Regions from separate parts of the Homo sapiens genome. Here region 1 is linked to region 2. The links are chromatin loops, found by intact Hi-C in ENCODE. Cell type or tissue: heart left ventricle. All regions are shown on one strand. Each heading gives the region's core, and the rest is flanking DNA. Links, peaks and the distances in the headings are about the cores only. Region 1 overlaps TMEM131L (transmembrane 131 like). Region 2 holds the start of LOC105377498 (a long non-coding RNA gene).

The links. A loop is a pair of places that touch in the nucleus more often than their neighbours do. Peaks named below come from ENCODE experiments on the same cell type or tissue, not always from the same donor. Only the 100,000 strongest peaks of a DNase experiment are listed, where the experiment ranks them.
Region 1: a loop joins it to region 2, with 1.9 times the contacts of the local background. A loop is called at or near these places in 26 of 110 quality-filtered maps.

The regions. Positions count from the first base shown.
Region 1 is chr4:153,484,194-153,492,519 of GRCh38, forward strand. All of the region lies in intron 3 of TMEM131L (transmembrane 131 like), which reads left to right. Among named protein-coding and RNA genes, the nearest start is that of TMEM131L, 22 kb to the left of the region's middle. RefSeq lists enhancers at 3,350-3,399, 3,410-3,459, 3,610-3,729, 3,830-3,899, 4,080-4,249 and 2 more. In heart left ventricle, for the core only: no CTCF peak of the experiment used is centred there; DNase peaks (open chromatin) are centred at 3,497, 4,258 and 4,668; H3K4me3 peaks cover 1,281 bases; H3K27ac peaks cover 4,124 bases.
Region 2 is chr4:153,533,728-153,542,053 of GRCh38, forward strand. All of the region lies in intron 3 of TMEM131L (transmembrane 131 like), which reads left to right. LOC105377498 (a long non-coding RNA gene) reads right to left here and starts at 8,216. Exons shown (of 3, transcript XR_939363.3): 1 at 8,127-8,216; 2 at 3,063-3,145. RefSeq lists enhancers at 690-1,266, 1,267-1,842, 2,357-2,862. In heart left ventricle, for the core only: no CTCF peak of the experiment used is centred there; a DNase peak (open chromatin) is centred at 5,144; H3K4me3 peaks cover 1,013 bases; H3K27ac peaks cover 1,290 bases.

The DNA of each region.
Region 1 (8,326 bases), core at 104-8,103, 50 kb before region 2:
CCTGAAGTAAATAGTAATTTTCCCCCCAATCAATTAAACAAAAGAATGTTATCATGTTACAAATAATTGCTGTGGTAGTCTAGGCAGTATTTTACAGATGTGTGGTGCCCAATTAATGTTTTTGGAACCATTGTTTTAGCATTGTCTTTGCAACCAATTTATAAATGATATGAGAAAAAGTCTTGTTTGCTTATTGTAGTCTTTCTCAATGTTTTCTCCCAAAGTTTTCTCCCAAAGTAGTAGGGATGTAGTTTTTATTTTTATTATTTTTATTTTATTTTTATTTTTTTTTTGAGACAGAGTCTCGCTCTGCCACCCAGGCTGGAGTGCAGTGGCACGATCTTGGCTCACTGCAAGCTCTGCCTCCCGGGTTCATGCCATTCTCCTGCCTCAGCCTCCCGAGTAGCTGGGAATACAGGCGCCCGCCACCACGCCCAGCTAATTTTTTGTATTTTCAGTAGAGACGGGGTTTCACCATGTTACTCAGGATGGTCTCAATCTCCTGACCTTGTGATCCGCCCGCCTCGGCCTCCCAAAGTGCTGAGATTACAGGCGTGAGCCACCGTGCCCGGCCATAGGGATGTAGTTTTTAAAGTCTCCTGTAAGCATGAAAATTCTTTGGAAATTAAAAAAAAAAAAATTCAGGCCAGGTGCAGTGGCTCACGCCTGTAATCCCAGCACTTTGGGAGGCCGAGGCGGGCGGATCACGAGGTCAGGAGATCGAGACCATCCTGGCTAACATGGTGAAACCCCGTCTCTACTAAAAATACAAAAAATTAGCTGGGCGTGGTGGCGGGCGCCTGTAGTCCCAGCTACTTGGGAGGCTGAGGCAGGAGAATGGCATGAACCCGGGAAGTGGAGCTTGCAGTGAGCCGAGATCACACCACTGTACTCTGACCTGGGCGAAAGAGCGAGACTCTGTCTCATTAAAAAAAAAAAAAAAAAAAAAAAATCAGCATTTGTTGAGAATTTAAATACTACTCACTGTTGATTCGTTTTTATTATGTTCCAAAAATCTTCTAGTACAATTTATGTTTCAGGAAGGTGGCCATATTTAATTCATTGCGTTGCCTTCTCTAACATACATGTACACATCCCAGTTTGAGAAACATTGTCCAGTCCCTATTGTTCTTACCCAGTTTGTTCAGGTATTTTATTTGGAAAACATGGCTCCGAATGATACATGCATGTTGGATTAAAACTGAACTTCTTCTGTAGGAAAGATGATTTGCCCCCCTGTGAAGTGCCCAGATACCCACTGTTGCATTTGAAGGTGGATCCCAGAGAATAGCCTCAGTAAAAGCATAGTCATAGTGTGTGGCCTGCCAAGTGAACCATGTAAAATGTATATAGTAAATAATTCATATTGATATTGTGCCTTGTACAACATTGACTTTGAGGGTTGTAACTACCTTGTGGATGTTGCTGCCACTAAATTATTTACAGTAAAGGTTCTGTTTGAATTACAATCCAAACAGTGTTCGATTGGTAGTTATGACAGGTGTATGTAGTATGCATTTTTGGTGGAGTAATTCTTCTAGGATTGTAATTAATCCTGTTTCTTCAAATCAGGTCATGTTAATCCACTTAATCCATAAAAATTGGATTTAAGTAATTGCCCTTGTGTAAACCTTATGGTTTACAAAGTGCTTTCACATGTATCTTCCTTACATAACCAGGTGGATATGTGGTAGTATTCCCATTTTATAGATGAGGAGACAGGTTCATCAAGGTAAAACAATTTGTTGAAGGTTATAGAGCTATGAAGTGACAGAACATGTGCGTGATCCTAGGTGTCCTCTCTCTGTAAGTGCATACTTGTCTGCTTTGGAGTGGAAAGCCACTTTCCCAATTAGATGTACAGCTGTCTGTCGAAGGAGACTAAGTCCGAGATTAACGGATGGAAGCAACTGAATACTTTCTTAGGCCCTAGTATTATATGGTTCCTAGCAAATCCCTGAAAAAAAAAGAGCATGACTCGTGTAAGATAGACCCAGGGTTGGTCCTTCAGTAATATTTTACTGTATGCTAGATAACTTCTTTAGTTTTATGCTAATTCTAAGTGTGGATTATCCACAGATATTCAGCTACATAGCTTTTGAAATGTGGAAAATTTAAATCTGAAATATTGGGATTAGTTTGTGGAACACATGCCATTGTAATGTGTGCTGAGAGGTTGCCTTTAGAGGAGCTGTCCTGTCAGCTTGCTTTGCTTTGGGATTATTTTCAGCAGCAAGTAACAAAACCCTGACTCAACCAGCTCAAACAATAAAGAATGCATGATGTCACTTAACAAGAAGCCTGGAGGCAGGGTGGTTCTGGGTTGGTTTACTCAGCAGGTTAGTGTCAGCACCTGGGAGCCTGGTTCTTCGGACCTGTCTGTTCTGTTGGACTCTGTGTGCCGTGCAGCTCCCCTCACGTTTGCAGGAGGTCTGTGTGCTTCACAGCCTCCCAGCCTCCCACCTGAACATCCAAAGGCAGGTTAAAAGAACCCCTGGCTACTTTCTCAGAAGTACTCCCCAGCAGACTTCCCCTTCACATCTTACAGGTGGGTCTGCACTCACCTTGAACCACTCACCCACCCACGCCTGTGGAGTGGTGGAACCACGTGATCAGCTCTGTCCTGCAGGGTTTAGTCATAGGGAGCACAACCCGGCTTTGCCTAAGTGGGAGGAAGGGAATGGGCAGTGGGAAGGCCGACAGCAGTGTGTGCTATGCTGAGTGCTATGCTGGGCCACCTGAGCTCAGCGAGAAATGAGCGGTCTAGGGCAGTGTTTCTCGAAGCCTGGTCCAGGGACCTAAATCAGCATCGCTTGGGAACTCGCTAGACTGGCCGGTTCTCAGACCCCACCCCAGACCTGGTGTGAATCAGAAGCTCTAGGGGAGGAGCCCAGAGATCTGTTTTAACAAGCCCTCCAGGTGGCTCTGATGCACGCTCAAGTTTGAAAACCATTGGCCCAGGGTGAGGCAGCTCAGGGACCATGTTACAAAATATACTTTTTGTGGAGGATTAAATAATGAGAGGTAGAAATAGTCTTGTAGGTAAAACAGTGGGTGGAAATTGGGAGATGGTTGCTTTTCAGCCTGACTTACCACCACTGGCCCAGGATTTTATCAAACCTAGAATCCGTACGTATTCTCTTCATAGGGTATGGAGTGTTAGCTGGTGGATCGAGTGTGTCCGAAGAAGTTCTGCTGCAATGATGCACATGGGGGTGGGGTTCCAGGCTGAGCTTTGGTGTCCACCTATCAGGGTCTCATATGTCCTGGCATGCCTGGTAAATAGGTGGGTTAGGCCATTGCAGGTCAGCTTCCAGGGGAGGACTGAGGAACCTTCTGAGGGAGAATTCATTCATTATAAGGGAAGTAAGTTTGGCAGAAAACCTTGGCCCAGTAACAGAAAGTCTCAGTTGTTGGATGGGAGTGGCCACTCACAGCACAGGGTGGTATGTGTATTCAGATCTGTCTCCTGGCCCAGGCCCCTGTGGAGCTGCACAGGCGTGTGTGTGTGTGTGTGTGTGTGTGTGAGAGAGAGAGAGAGAGAGACACCCTCGTGGGCCTGTGGCTGAGCTGTATGTGTGTGTGTGGGAGTGTGCGAGAGAGAGGAGCCAGGGACAAGGAGAGAGACCCTTGTGGGCCTGTGGCTGAGGTGTATGTGTGTGAGAGAGAGTGAGAGAGACAAAGAGACAGACAGACTCTGGTGGGCCTGTGGCTGAGATGTGTGTTTGTGAGTGCGAGAGAGCAGACAGGGACAAAGAGAGAGACCTTTGTGGGCCTGTGGCTGGTTGTGTGTGTTTGTGTATGTATGAGAGACAAGAGAGACTCTTGTGAGCCTATGACTGAGGGGTGTGTGTGTGTATGTGTGCATGTTGAGAGAGACCCTGGTGAGCCTGTGGCTGAGTTTTGTGTGCGTGTGTGTGTGTGAGAGAGAGACCGAGACCGTTGTGGGTTTGTGGCTGAGTTTTGTGTGAGAGAGAGAGACCCTGTGGGCCTGTGGCTGAGTTGTGTGTAAGAGAGAATGAGGGTGCGTGAGTGCACCAGTGTGAGTGGGGTTGTTGGGGCATGAGGAAGGATATTACTTAAGGCAAAACTGAAAGAAGTGTTCTAAAAATTCTGTGAGAAACTGGGGTGGGCGGAAGCAGCACGGGGCACTGCCCACCCCAAGGGGACTTCCACACCCCGTCCTGCAGCTGGAGGGCCAGGGCTGCCTGTGGGAGGAGTGGGGACCGGGCCCTGGTGAGGGCAGGGCCCAGAGGAGGCAGCCGGGAACTTGGAGAGAAGGAACAAAATTGGGACAAGGGCCTGGGCCTGGGATAGCCCAGCCTGTTGTGTGCCACTTACAGGGGAGAAGGGCCTCCCCAGCCACACAGCAACCCGGGGATTCCCTGCGGCTCTGTTGTGGTGGAGTGGGAGCATTTGCCAGCTGAGGGGGCTGGATGGAGTAGGGCAACAGGAAGCAACTCAAGTTCAAGTGTGGTGTATTAATTTCCCAGGGCTGTCTAACGAAGTGCCACAAACTGCGCGGCTTTAGAACAACAGAATTGTATTCTCTCCTCACAGTCCGGTGGCTGGAAGTCCTCTGTCAAGCCGGCAGGGCCACGCTGCCTCTGAAACCCTCGGGGAGTCCGCCCTCGCCTTTTCCTAGCTTCTGCGGGCTCGCCGGCAGCCTGTGGGGTTTCTTGGCTTGCAGCTGCGGCACTCCAGTCTCTTGTCGCACAGCGCTCTCCCTGGGTGTCTCCGTGCTTTCACGTGGCTGTCGTATAAGGACACCAGTTATATTGAAGCAGGGGCCCACCCTACTCCAGTCCAGCCTCATCTGGACTAATTGCATCTGCACCAACCCTGTTTCCAAGTCAGGTCACATTCTGAGGTACTGGGGTTAGGACTTTGACATATCATGTTGGGGTTGGTGGAGACACAGTTTAACCCATAACACATAGTCCCCAGCGAGACTCGTCTGTGAGCCCTTGTGAATGTCCCTCACTTGTTTTCCTTGCCCTCCCCCAACACCAGGGCTCCTGAGAAACGCCTTTTTGGTATTGGGCTGGTGATGTGTGAAGCGATCCACTGTGAAGCTTCCTTCCTGAGAGCTGCACAGACCAGTCTACGGCAGCTTTGGACTCCTGGGCTCCAGCCGCAGCTGCAAAACCCACGCAGTTTCTTCCCAGCTCATTGAACCTGGCCTTTTGGTTGAATGGATTTTATTTCTGAATTATTTCTTTGTGTATCTGTAGGAGCACGTCCAAGGAAAATTCTTTATTTTCACAAGATTGTGAGCACTGGGGAGAAGTATTTTTTTCTTGAGACAGAGTCTCACTCTCTCACTCAGGCTGGAGTGCGGTGGTACGATCTCAGTTCACTGCAACCTCTGCCTTCCAGGTTCAAGCGATTCTCCTGCCTCGGCCCCCTGAGTAGCTGGGGTTACAGGCATGTACCACCATGCCCGGCTAATTTTTGTATTTTTAGTAGAGACGGGGTTTCACCATGTTGGTCAGGCTGGTCTCAAACTCCTGACCTCATGGTCCACCCACCTTGGCCTCCCAAAGTGCTGAAATTACAGGTGTGAGCCACTGCGCCTGGCCCAATTTTTTTTTTTTCTTGCGGAAAATAAGTGGGCAGATTTAATAATGAGCAAATAGGCAAAACCATGAAATCAAACCTCGTTCCTTGTGTCAGAATTCAGAAAAAAGCGACTAATGTAACTGGTGCCAGGCTGTGTGTGCTGTGGTGTGTCTCTGTATGTGAGTATCTTAAACTTGTTTCATTATCAGTTTAATTTAGCAAATGAATACGAGTTGATTCCCAGGCTGAAGCAGGTCTTGGTGGGCCATTCTGTTGGTTTGCCAGGAGAATCCTTTTGTTATTTCCTGGAAATGCTTGAATCATAGATGAGTCTCTTCCTGCGTCCGTGTATTTCAGCTGCAGTTTTCCAAGTGTGTAATAGTGCTGTCCATAAGGAATAGCTGCTGTTACTGTGAATTGAAATACTTAACAGGTCTACTTTCAGGTGGATAAATGTCACATCCAAATTGCGTGTTAGTTTGACTTTCAGGTAACTTAATTAGCAGATTCATGTTTTGGGAAAATCTGATCTGTGATCCTGAAATTGGTTACAGTTGGTGTAATTCGTGGGTAATTAGGCGCCTTTACAGTGACTACTCTAGTCATTAGAGGGCTGGGGTAATTTGAGGTTGAAATGTGAGAGTGAGATGGAGAAGGCACTTGCTCTCTAGTCCTTAATCTTTTAATCCATTTAACCTGGGTTGTAAATTCAGGCCTTATTTTAATTTGAAAGTATGTTTAGGGAGCTGGGAAGGGGTTTCATTAATTCACCACTTTCAGGTAATATAGTTAGGAGAGGGAGGTTATTCCTAGTTGTTTATTTGGGTAAACATAAAGTTATTGTGAGTACTGGAAGGGCTCATGAAAGTTATGTTGCTCCTTGTTGGAAACAAAAGCTTCTAGATTTAAAAAATGAGCGGCCGGGCGTGGGGGCTCATGCCTGTAATCCCAGCACTTTGGGAGGCCGAGGCGGGTGGATCATGAGATCATTAGATCGAGACCATCTTGGCTAACATGGTGAAACCCCATCTCTACTAAAAATAAAAATATTAGCCAGGTCTGGTGACATGGGCCTGTAGTCCCAGCTACTTGGGAGGCTGAGGCAGGAGAATGGCGTGAACCCGGGAGGTGGAGGTTGCAGTGAGCCGAGATCACGCCACTGCACTCCAGCCTGGGCGATAGAGTGAGACTCTGTCTCAAAAAAAAAAAAAAAAAAAAAGAAAGCCTAAAACCCAAAGAAAAGCACCACAAAAACAAGACCCCGTTCAGAGATGTGTCATATAGGTATTGTCCGTGTCGAAGTCAGAAATACATTTGTGGCATGTGGAATAGGCTTTATGGACACACAGATATCAAGTAACCTGATCTCTTGCTGAGTTTAAGGCCTGTCACGTAAATGCACACTGCTTACGTTTTCTTTTTATTTCCACTTTTGAATTGGGGATAAAAGGGGAAACTGGTGAAGGAAAGACATGTTCCTAGAGAGCTGAACACCTGTAATATTGACTAATAGAAGGGAAGAGAGTAGGTAGGAAGTAAGTGCAATAGGAAACTGGTAAACAGAGAAGAGAAAAACCGTGTTTTGAGATGGATTGGAGGCATTTTTTGTCCACACACTTGCTTTGGGGATTTTTATTAGGTAGACGGTAATTAGAGGTGTCAGTCATATGAAAGTAAATCACTAGTCTTTCGTATTACTGTTTTCTCAGTGGTCCTTATCAGTTTTTTTTGTTGCTCTGTAATCATTCATATGGTAAGACTTAACTTTTAGTCATGTAAATTTGTTTAGGGACAATTTAAACTATTTTGTCAAATTAGTCGTTTTATTCCAAGTTGTACGTCTTATGCATTTATTTAGTATAGTGAAAGCCTTATATACACATTTAATATAATTAGTCTCTGGATATTTGGATTATTTTTTAGTAGTACTTTTTTAGAGTGTGGGTTTTTTCTTTTCTTTTCTGTTTTTGAGACAGTGTCTGGTTCTGTCACCCAGGCTGGAGTTCGGTAGCCCAGTCTTGGCTCACTACAACCTCAGACTCCCGGGCTCAAGCCATCCTTCCACCTCACCCTCCTGAGTAGCTGGGACTACAGGCACTTGCCACCGTGTCTGGCTAATTTTAAAATATTTTTTGTAGAGACAAGGTTTCATGTTTCCCAGGCTGGTCTTGAACTCCTAAGCTCAAGTGATCCACCCACTCCCCAAAGTGTTGGGATTGTAGGCAGGAGCCACCACACCTGGCAGTTTTTTCCTTCTTGTTTTGAGATGGGGCCTTGCTCCATCACCCGAGCTGGAGTGTAGGTAGCATGATCATAGCTCGCTGCAACCTTGAAATCCTGGGCTCAAGCGATCCCCCTGCCTCAGCCTTCCAAGTAGTGGGGACTATTGGTCCATGCCACCATGCTTAGCTAATTATAAAAAAAAAAAAAGAAGGTTTTTAAAAGATGGAGGTCTCACTATGTTGCCCAGGCTGGCCTCAAACTCCTGCGCTCAACAGTTCTCCCATTTTGGCCTCCCACAGTCCTGGGATTACCGGCATGAGCCACTGCACATAGCCCAATTTTTTCTTTTTAGTTCACTTTAAATTAAAAATAGAGTTTGAAGAAAATTAGAATTTTAGCTAAACCTTATCCAAATTATTACATTTTCCAAATTGATGAGGCTTCAGGGAGATTTTCAAATATTCTGAATCCTTATTAATATGCACAAAACTTTGTTTAAATCATAGGCGGAATCTCAAGGTTGTGTGTAAAATAAGTCTAC
Region 2 (8,326 bases), core at 144-8,143:
AACTTTTCATTGCCTGGTTCAGTACCTTATTTTCCTTAGTAGGATCCTATGTTTTTTGCATTTTTAAGTTTCTTAGTTGTCTTGCCCTCTAACATTTACAGCATTCGTAATTTAGCAAATCACTAAATGTTGTATTTGTGATTGGCATGAATAGACCCGATATATTTTTTAAGCTGAAAAAGAAATATAACCAACCTGACATTGGTTTTTAAAAGTATTCTATACATACTTTTATTGTTTTGGTAAATTAGATTTGGTGAAGGTTTTGGTTGAAGTTTGGGAAACGTTTTTTATGATTCTGCAGTTTCTGACATGCTAGGATGAAGCCAGCTTTATACTGAGTAATTAAAAAGAAATATTATGAGGCCTGAATTGTGATTTTATAAATCAATGACACCGGTTTGGGAAGGTTTTCTTTCACTCAACAAATGTTACCGAGTGAGTGTTCTGTAAATACAAAACAGCAAACCAAATAGACCAAAATCTAGTGGACCTTGCAGTCTAATAGGATGTGAGAAAGAGAAAACTGCGAAACTAAATTTTATGGATGTTATAAGGTGATATGTGGTATAGAAAAAGTGGAAACAACCGGTCAAGGGAAAAGAGGATGAGGATTGTGGTGTGGGCTGCAGCTATAAACAGGAGGTTGAAGCTTATTAAGAGGGTGAGATTTTACAAGGATTTGAAGGAGGTGGAGGATTTATTTTTATTTTTTATTTTTTTTGAGACAGAGTCTTGCTCTGTCGCCCAGGCTGGAGTACAGTGGCGCAATCTCAGCTCACTGCAACCTTTGCCTCCCGGGTTCAAGCGATTCTCCTGCCTCAGCCTCCCTAGTAGCTGGGACTACAGGCGTGTGCTACCACGCCCGGCTAATTTTTTGTATTTTTAGTAGAGACGGGATTTCACCATGTTAGCCAGGATGGTCTCTATCTCCTGACCTCGTGATACGCCCGCCTCGGCCTCCCAATGTGCTAGGATTACAGGCGTGAGCCACGGCGCCTGGCCAGGAGTTGGAGGATTTGATGGAGATGAGGGAGTTTGCCATGAGGCTGTCTGGGTGAAGAATGTTCCAGATAGAGAGAACAGCCACTGCAAAGGACTTTAAGGTAGGAGGACCATATACTTGGGATATTCCCAGTGAAGCCAGAAGACCCTTGTGGTGAGAGCACCGTGGGTACAGACCTGGAGAGGGGTGTGGAGTTGGTGAGGTCACAGGGAGAGCACAGCGTGAGGCCTTGGAAATGCGGAGTTCTTGTGGGGATTTTGAGCAGAGCAGTGATGCCATTTGAATTAGGTTTAAAGAGGCCATGCTGGCAGTGCTGAGCCTGGGTGGCAGGGAAACCAGTGAGGCCCTTACAGCCAGGAAGCAAGAGATGGAGAGACATGATGGGTGCTTGGATCAGGTGTGGCAGTGGGCCTGGTGAAAGCGGAGCTCATGGGATTTCCGATGGATGGGATGCGGGGTGTGAGAAAGAGAACAGTTAGGGATGACTCCAGGGTTATTGGCTTGAACAACTGAGCGGAGATGGCTGTGGGCAGTTGGGTGTGGGGGTAAGATCAGGAGCTCAGTTTCACACCTGTTGAGTTTTGGGATGTCTTTTCGACATTCCAGAGCACATGTGGATGGGCAGTTGGGAAGGGTGCTGGGCTAGAGATGTAAATTTGGGGTGGTGTTTACAGCCTTCACGTTGGATCAGATAAGCATTGAGTCATTTTAGATTGCTTAGAAAAGAGGACCAGGGTCTGGAGCCTGGGGTGTCTCTGCATTCAGAAGGGTGGTAGAGGAGACTGAGAGGTGGCCAGCGAGTTAGGGGAAGTGAAGCAACATAACAAAACCAATTATTTAAAAGCTAACTTTTGTTAGCTTTTAAATAATTTATTAATGTGGAAATATGCTGTTTGAATCAAAAAAAGAAATAACTATAAGCTGTATTTAGGAAGAGTGTACCTTCCTATTGCTCTTGAGTTTTCAAAAAGCACATCGTTCTGAACATCTTTAATATTCTCACAGGTTCAGAACCATTTTGGAGAGTCAGGCAAAAGGAAAGTGTCTGATATTCTACTCATCCTAACGTTGCTGTTAATATTTTGGTATTTGCCTTCTCATTTTCCTTTGTATATTTTTTTTAGTTGTAATCTTGTTGCACACAGCAGCTTTGTTTCCTTTTGTTTACTTGTCACGGCAACGGCAGCACTTTTTTCATGTTGCTGTTTACAATCTTCAAAACACAATTTTTATTGGAGCGCTCTGCTTCTTTTGGAATGGGTATTTATTGAGAGAAGGATTGAATGGACAAAACCACGTTGCTACCAGCTGATCTTTGCTTTTCCCTGCCTTCCTGCACATCTGCATAGGATTCATACCGTGCTTTGTCTGGGGATGGAGAATGCTGGAAAGACAGGGGAAGTTGTTAGGATCTGGGCTGAAAATCCAGGAGCAAGACTGGGGCAGACCTGGCCACTGGGGGGGTTAACAAGCTGCTGATGGGGCAGAGGGAGTGAGGGCCTGTGGAGAGGGACTCCTGGGCTTGAGGGACCACGCAGGGCCATTCTTTCTTTTGCAGACATCTTCAGCAATAACACTTCAGTGCCTCAAGGGTTTGAAAGAAGAATTACAATTTAAAAGGAAAACTCTTCATGTATGATTTGCATATGAGTGGCATCTGTATAATTAAGAACAATTAAGTTCCCTGAGCTGAATTGAAAGGGAGGCTCCTGCTTCAGTTGCTGCAGTGCCTGCAGTGCAGCCTCTAGCTGTCAGGGCACTGGAGTTCTGTTGGAGGCATTCTGCCCACCTCCCCACAACCTCTAATAAAAGAAATCCTGAAACACTTTGCTGGGTGCTTGGCAAAACTCTTTACAAACACATTTCATTTAATCCTCACAATGGATTTAGGGGGTCTGTGTCAGTCAGATTCTCTAGAGGGACAGAACTGACAGAATCGATCGATCTATCTAGCTATCTGTCTTGTCTGTCTGTCTGTCTATCTATCTCCCTCCCTCCCTCCCTCCCTTCTATGTATATATATAAAGGGGAGTTTATTACAAAGTATTAAACTCACCCGATCACAAGGTCCAATAGGTTGTCTGCAAGCTGAGGAGCAAGGAAACCAGTCCGAGTCCCAAAGCTGAAGAACTTGGGAGTCTGATGTTCCAGGGCAGGAAGCATCCAGCACGGGAGAAAGCATAGGAAAAAGATGTTGGCTGGGAGGCTAAGCCAGTCTAGCCTTTTCATGCTTTTCTGCCTGCTTTATATCCTGGCTGCGCTGGCAGCTGATTAGATGGTGCCCACCCAGATTAAGGGTGGGTCTGCCTTTCCCAGCCCACTGACTCAAATGTTAATCTCCTTTGGCAACACCCTCACGGACACACCCAGGATCAATACTCTGCATCCTTCAATCAAGTTGATACTCAGTATTAACCATCACAGGGTCTTACCTTAATTTTATAATAGTGGAAACTGAACTTCTGATCACAAGAGCATTAGATGATCTCTTGTACTCATCTTTATGGTTAACTCCACCTTTGTAGATTGTTCCTGATTGGGACCCAGTGAACCTGTTACAGGAAAGAGGTTCTGATCTAGACCCCAAGAGAGAGTTCTTGAATCTCACACAAGAAAGAATTCAAGGCAAGTCCATAGTGCAAAGCAAAAGCAGGTTTATTAAGAAAGTAAACGAATGAAAGAATGGCTACTCCATAGTCAGAACAGCCCTGAGGGCTGCTGGTTGCCCATTTTCATGGTTATTTCTTGATGATATGCTAAATAAGGGGTGGATTATTTATGCCTCCCCTTTTTTGACCGTATAGGGTAACATACTGATGTTGCCATGGCATTTGTAAACTGTCATGGCGCTGGTGGAGTGTAGCAGTGAGGACAACCAGAGGTCGCTCTTGTGGCCATCTTGGTTTTGGTGGGTTTCGGCCGGCTTCTTTACTGCAACCTGTTTCATCAGCAAGGCCTTTATGACCTGTATCTTGTGCTGACCTCTTATCTCATCCAAGACTTAGAATGCCTTAACTGTCTGGGAATGCAGCCCAGTAGGTTTCAGCCTCGTTTTACCCAGCTCCTATTTAAGATGGAGTTGCTCTGGTTCAAAAGCCTCTGACAAACCTGTAGGAATTTAGCCTCATTGTTTCTTCCACTGCTGTGTTATATCTGATGGACTCCTTTCTCCCTAGACTAACTGGGAAGCAAGATGCAACTTTCCCTGATTTTTTCTCTTCTGATTTTGCAAGAACTCTGCAGTTTCACACAACACTGAACAACTTTAAGTAGAGCGGGAACACAAGTATTTTCCCTTGTAAGGTTCCTGCCAGCCACCCCACAGGAAGGAGGTAATGTGTATCGGTATTTGAGGATGTTTTAAGCAATCTTCAAAGAGTAGGATAATTCTTACCCCTTGCCTTCCCTGAAATGTAAATGGCAGTGGTTCTTATTGACTATGCTCCTTCCAGGACTTTGTTCCTTCCAGGTGGGGATGTCACCTGTGTGCTCCTTCTAGCACCTCTTTTCTTTCTGGTGTGGCCACATCAGTCTGGAATACCCTCCCACCTTTGGTTCCCTGAAGCATCTCATGGAGGTCCTTGTACGTCCCTGCAGGTCTAGTTACGAAGCAGAAGGATAGGCTCTAAACCAGTCACATGCAGGCACTTCCCAGTTTACATCAGTGCAGGGCCAAAGCCACCCTAGGCCCCCACCAGAACCAATGGGTTTTCCCAGTGAAAGACAGCAGGAACCATCCTTTCCATACTTAGGATTTTCTTTGTTTTACCATCAGATTTGGGTTATGTTTGAGTGACTTTTATTGCTTCAGCCACTTAGCTTTCTGGTTTATTGGGATGCTCTGCTTCTGGCCGCCCTGAAAGGCTGGCACTGCTGAAAAACCCGCCTCCCTCAGGGCAAGCAGGGGCTGGAGTGATGAGGCCATGTAGTATTAGTTCCGCTGAGCAGCTGCTGCTGGCAATTTCTGGTGTTGGAAAAGAATGGGAAGCTGTTCCAGTTAGAATTAAAGCTTACATCTTAAGAGAGTGTTTTCTCTCTCCTGAGAGAGTCTGCAGATATGCAGCCGCTGGCTCCAGGAAGTCTTTAGGGACCCCACGTCGCCTTCCCCAGGGTACTGGGATCTCCTACTCGTGGGACAAGGTGGAGACGTTTGTTTTCCTGGCAGCAGTTTGGAAACTGCCGGCGCGATACTTCGGCTTTCACCCCATTTGCTGGAACTTAGTCCCGTGGCCGTACCCAGATGCAGAGAAGCCTTGGAAATATGCCCACTTAAAAATTCCATTATGTGAAAGAAGACGAGAAGGGGGGATATTAGGGGCCAAAGAGCAACCTCTGTCACAGAACCTTGGGAAAGAAACAGTGAGATCTTTACCATTATTTCTCAAGGAAAAATTGCTTTTCATACAACATATGTTTAAGTCACATACCTCCCCCAAAAGGGGGGGAGGCGGAAAAAAACCCAACAAAACAAACACCCAGCAGTCCTCTGACTTGTGTTAAGGAGTCCTTGTTTTTCTGGGCACACTCTAGACTGGTTTCTCCAGTGCCAGTGTTTGTTGGGTTTCATATAAGAAAAATCGTTTTTAAAGTCCTCCTCTGACAGTGGGGTTATATTATATAAGTGAGCTTGGTGATAGTAAATTATACTTTATGGGCAAGTGTGTGGTCTATGCTAGTCTGCTGAATGGACAGCATGAAACTTCAATTAAAAAGGTTTCTGCTGCATTCCGTTTTAAAAACATTATGTTCAGAGGCTAGATTTTTTTTTTTTTTTTTTTTTTTTTTGAGGAGAGAAGACTTAACTTTTTGAATAATGACATATTGTCTGGGTATTCTGAGAGATGGGACTGGGCCCTGGTGGAGTGAAACACTGATATACATGTTAGTATTGTGCTCGACTGTAACAGCTGCTGTGAAGCAGGAGGCTCCCTTGCTCCTGCCGGCTCCTTTACTCATGAGGCTGGTCCTTCAAAGAATAGTTAGAAATTTTTCATTAGATTTTTCTGGCAATCTTGTTAACATTCTTTGTATTTGTCTGAAGATCATTTTGAGATATTTGCTCATATTGGGACTTTAAAAAAAAAACACCTGTCAGGGCCGGGCACGGTGGCTTACGCCTGTAATTCCAGCACTATGGGAGGCCGAGGCAGGCGGATCCCCTGAGGTTGAGAGTTCCAGACCAGCCTGACCAACGTGGAGAAACCCCGTCTCTACTAAAAATACAAAATTAGCCGGGCATGGTGGCGGGTGCCTGTAATCCCAGCTACTGGGGAAGGCTGAGGCAGGAGAATTGCTTGAACCCGGGAGGCGGAGGTTGCAGTGAGCTGAGATCGCGCCACTGCCCTCCAGCCTGGGCAACAAGAGTGAAACTTTGTCTCAAAAATAAAAACAAAAAAACAAAAAAAAAAACCCCAAAACAAAAAACATCTGTCAGTTCAGTGTGTTTTAGTAAAATATTATTCCGGGTCATAAAGTTACATAGGATTGTTCTTCGGTCCTACTGAGAAACTCTAGAAATTAATTATCTTTTGTACTTCACTTTTTATCTTATCAGCCTTTCTGTGATCTGTATGCCTTAACTTGTGTTTTTTCACTTCGTTAAAACTCTTCCTCCAGCCTTACCTGAAGACAGCACGTTCAGCCTTCTAGATCCTACTCAAATGCCACCTCTTCCAAAAGGCATTTCCTAACCTATTCCACGCCAGGTGATCTCTTCCTCTTGTGGATACTTAAAGTACTGTGGACTGTGCTCTCCCTTGTATCATATGTGTTATGTATTGTAGGAGGTGTGTGATACATACATAACACTGTGAGCCTGTGAAAGTTAGGCAGCCTGTTTTTATTTGCCTTTGGGGATTTCTGAATCTAACTGCCTTGGGTAGATAGAAGAAATGAATGTTGGTGGGATTTGGCATGTCTGCCTTTACAGTATGAATAAGTTCAGCTACCAAGTTGCTTAAAGTGTTATAGATGAGCTTTAAAACGTGGCTAGTGCACCTTTAGGAAACTAATAACTTAAATTTTTATGGACACTTTGAGAACTCACGGTTGGTTTTCTAAAAATAACATGCACGGTAATGCATGAGCTTGCATTGTCCACCCATGATCAAAGAGGAAAAAGTCCTTCATCCCTAGACTCCCTTATCTGCTTAGGGTTCGTGTGAATTTCTGCTTTGGCTTCTTTTTTTTATGTATAGTGTCTGGCAAACTCTGTTAATGCTGGAGGTATCTAATACTGAATGTTCGTGCTAACTTGTCCTAGAGCTGAAAGGTAATGCAAAATGTATTTTGTATTTTGCAGATGTTATAATCACATTTCATTATTTTAACATATAGTAGAGTGACCTACCCTAGCGTCTAGGAAAGATGTCAAATCTTTAAACCACAGAGGAGAAGCCATGAAAGTAAGGAGAAAGTTGGAATGGGAGTTGGAGTAAGGAGAAAGTTGGGATGGGAGTTGGGGAAATGTGAGCTTAATTGCTGGCCTATTCTTTAATAGGGTTTTGCAAAGTCCTTTAACTAGTTGGCTAAAGTAGATCTTTATAGTATGTGGAATGTGGTAAGAGTAAATATGTAAATATAATAATGTATTTTAAAATTCTTTGAATTGGAGAGAAAATGCCTTTTGGTCCTCATGGAATGTGGGGGTGAGGGACAGATTTCTTTGGTTGCACATGGAGTTATGGAAGACACAAGAGTCAGGGTATCAACAAAGCTTTCAGCTGGGCAGGTAGGCCAAGGCACTCACTGGCGTGGGAATATAGTACAGCCAGCTGAGGGGCGTTGCAAGCAAGATGGTGAACTGCATCTTTTATTCCATTGGGAGGTGCCTGTGGGCCATCCACGGGATGAGGCCTGGTACAGATGGAAACACGAGTCAGGAGCTCAGCAGAGTCTAGGCCACAGATACACAGGCTTGGGAAATGAATCAGTCAAACCACAGAAACCAAACTTTGGCTGATTTGAGCTGAAAAGATGTTGGGCAGCTGACAGAATCTCTAGGAAGACCAAAGAACCAGGCCCAGAAACCAAGCCGGCAAAAAGAGGGATTAGCAGCTAGAGCCACAGCCAAAAATATTCCATGGAAATAGACTGCTGAGAACCCCACCCCATCACTTACCCTGCTACAGTACTGCTGTGGTCCCCCAGGACAGATTCTTCAACTTCTTTGCTTCCTTGTGGCATCAGCTTGAGGAGGCCCTGCCTCAGGCGGGTAAATCTGGAGAAGTCTGGGTCATGGGCTAGCACCCCAGCTGTTAGTGGGGCTAGGTAAAACTAGTATCTGGCCCTTTCCGAATCCAGGAGGGATGACCATGGGAA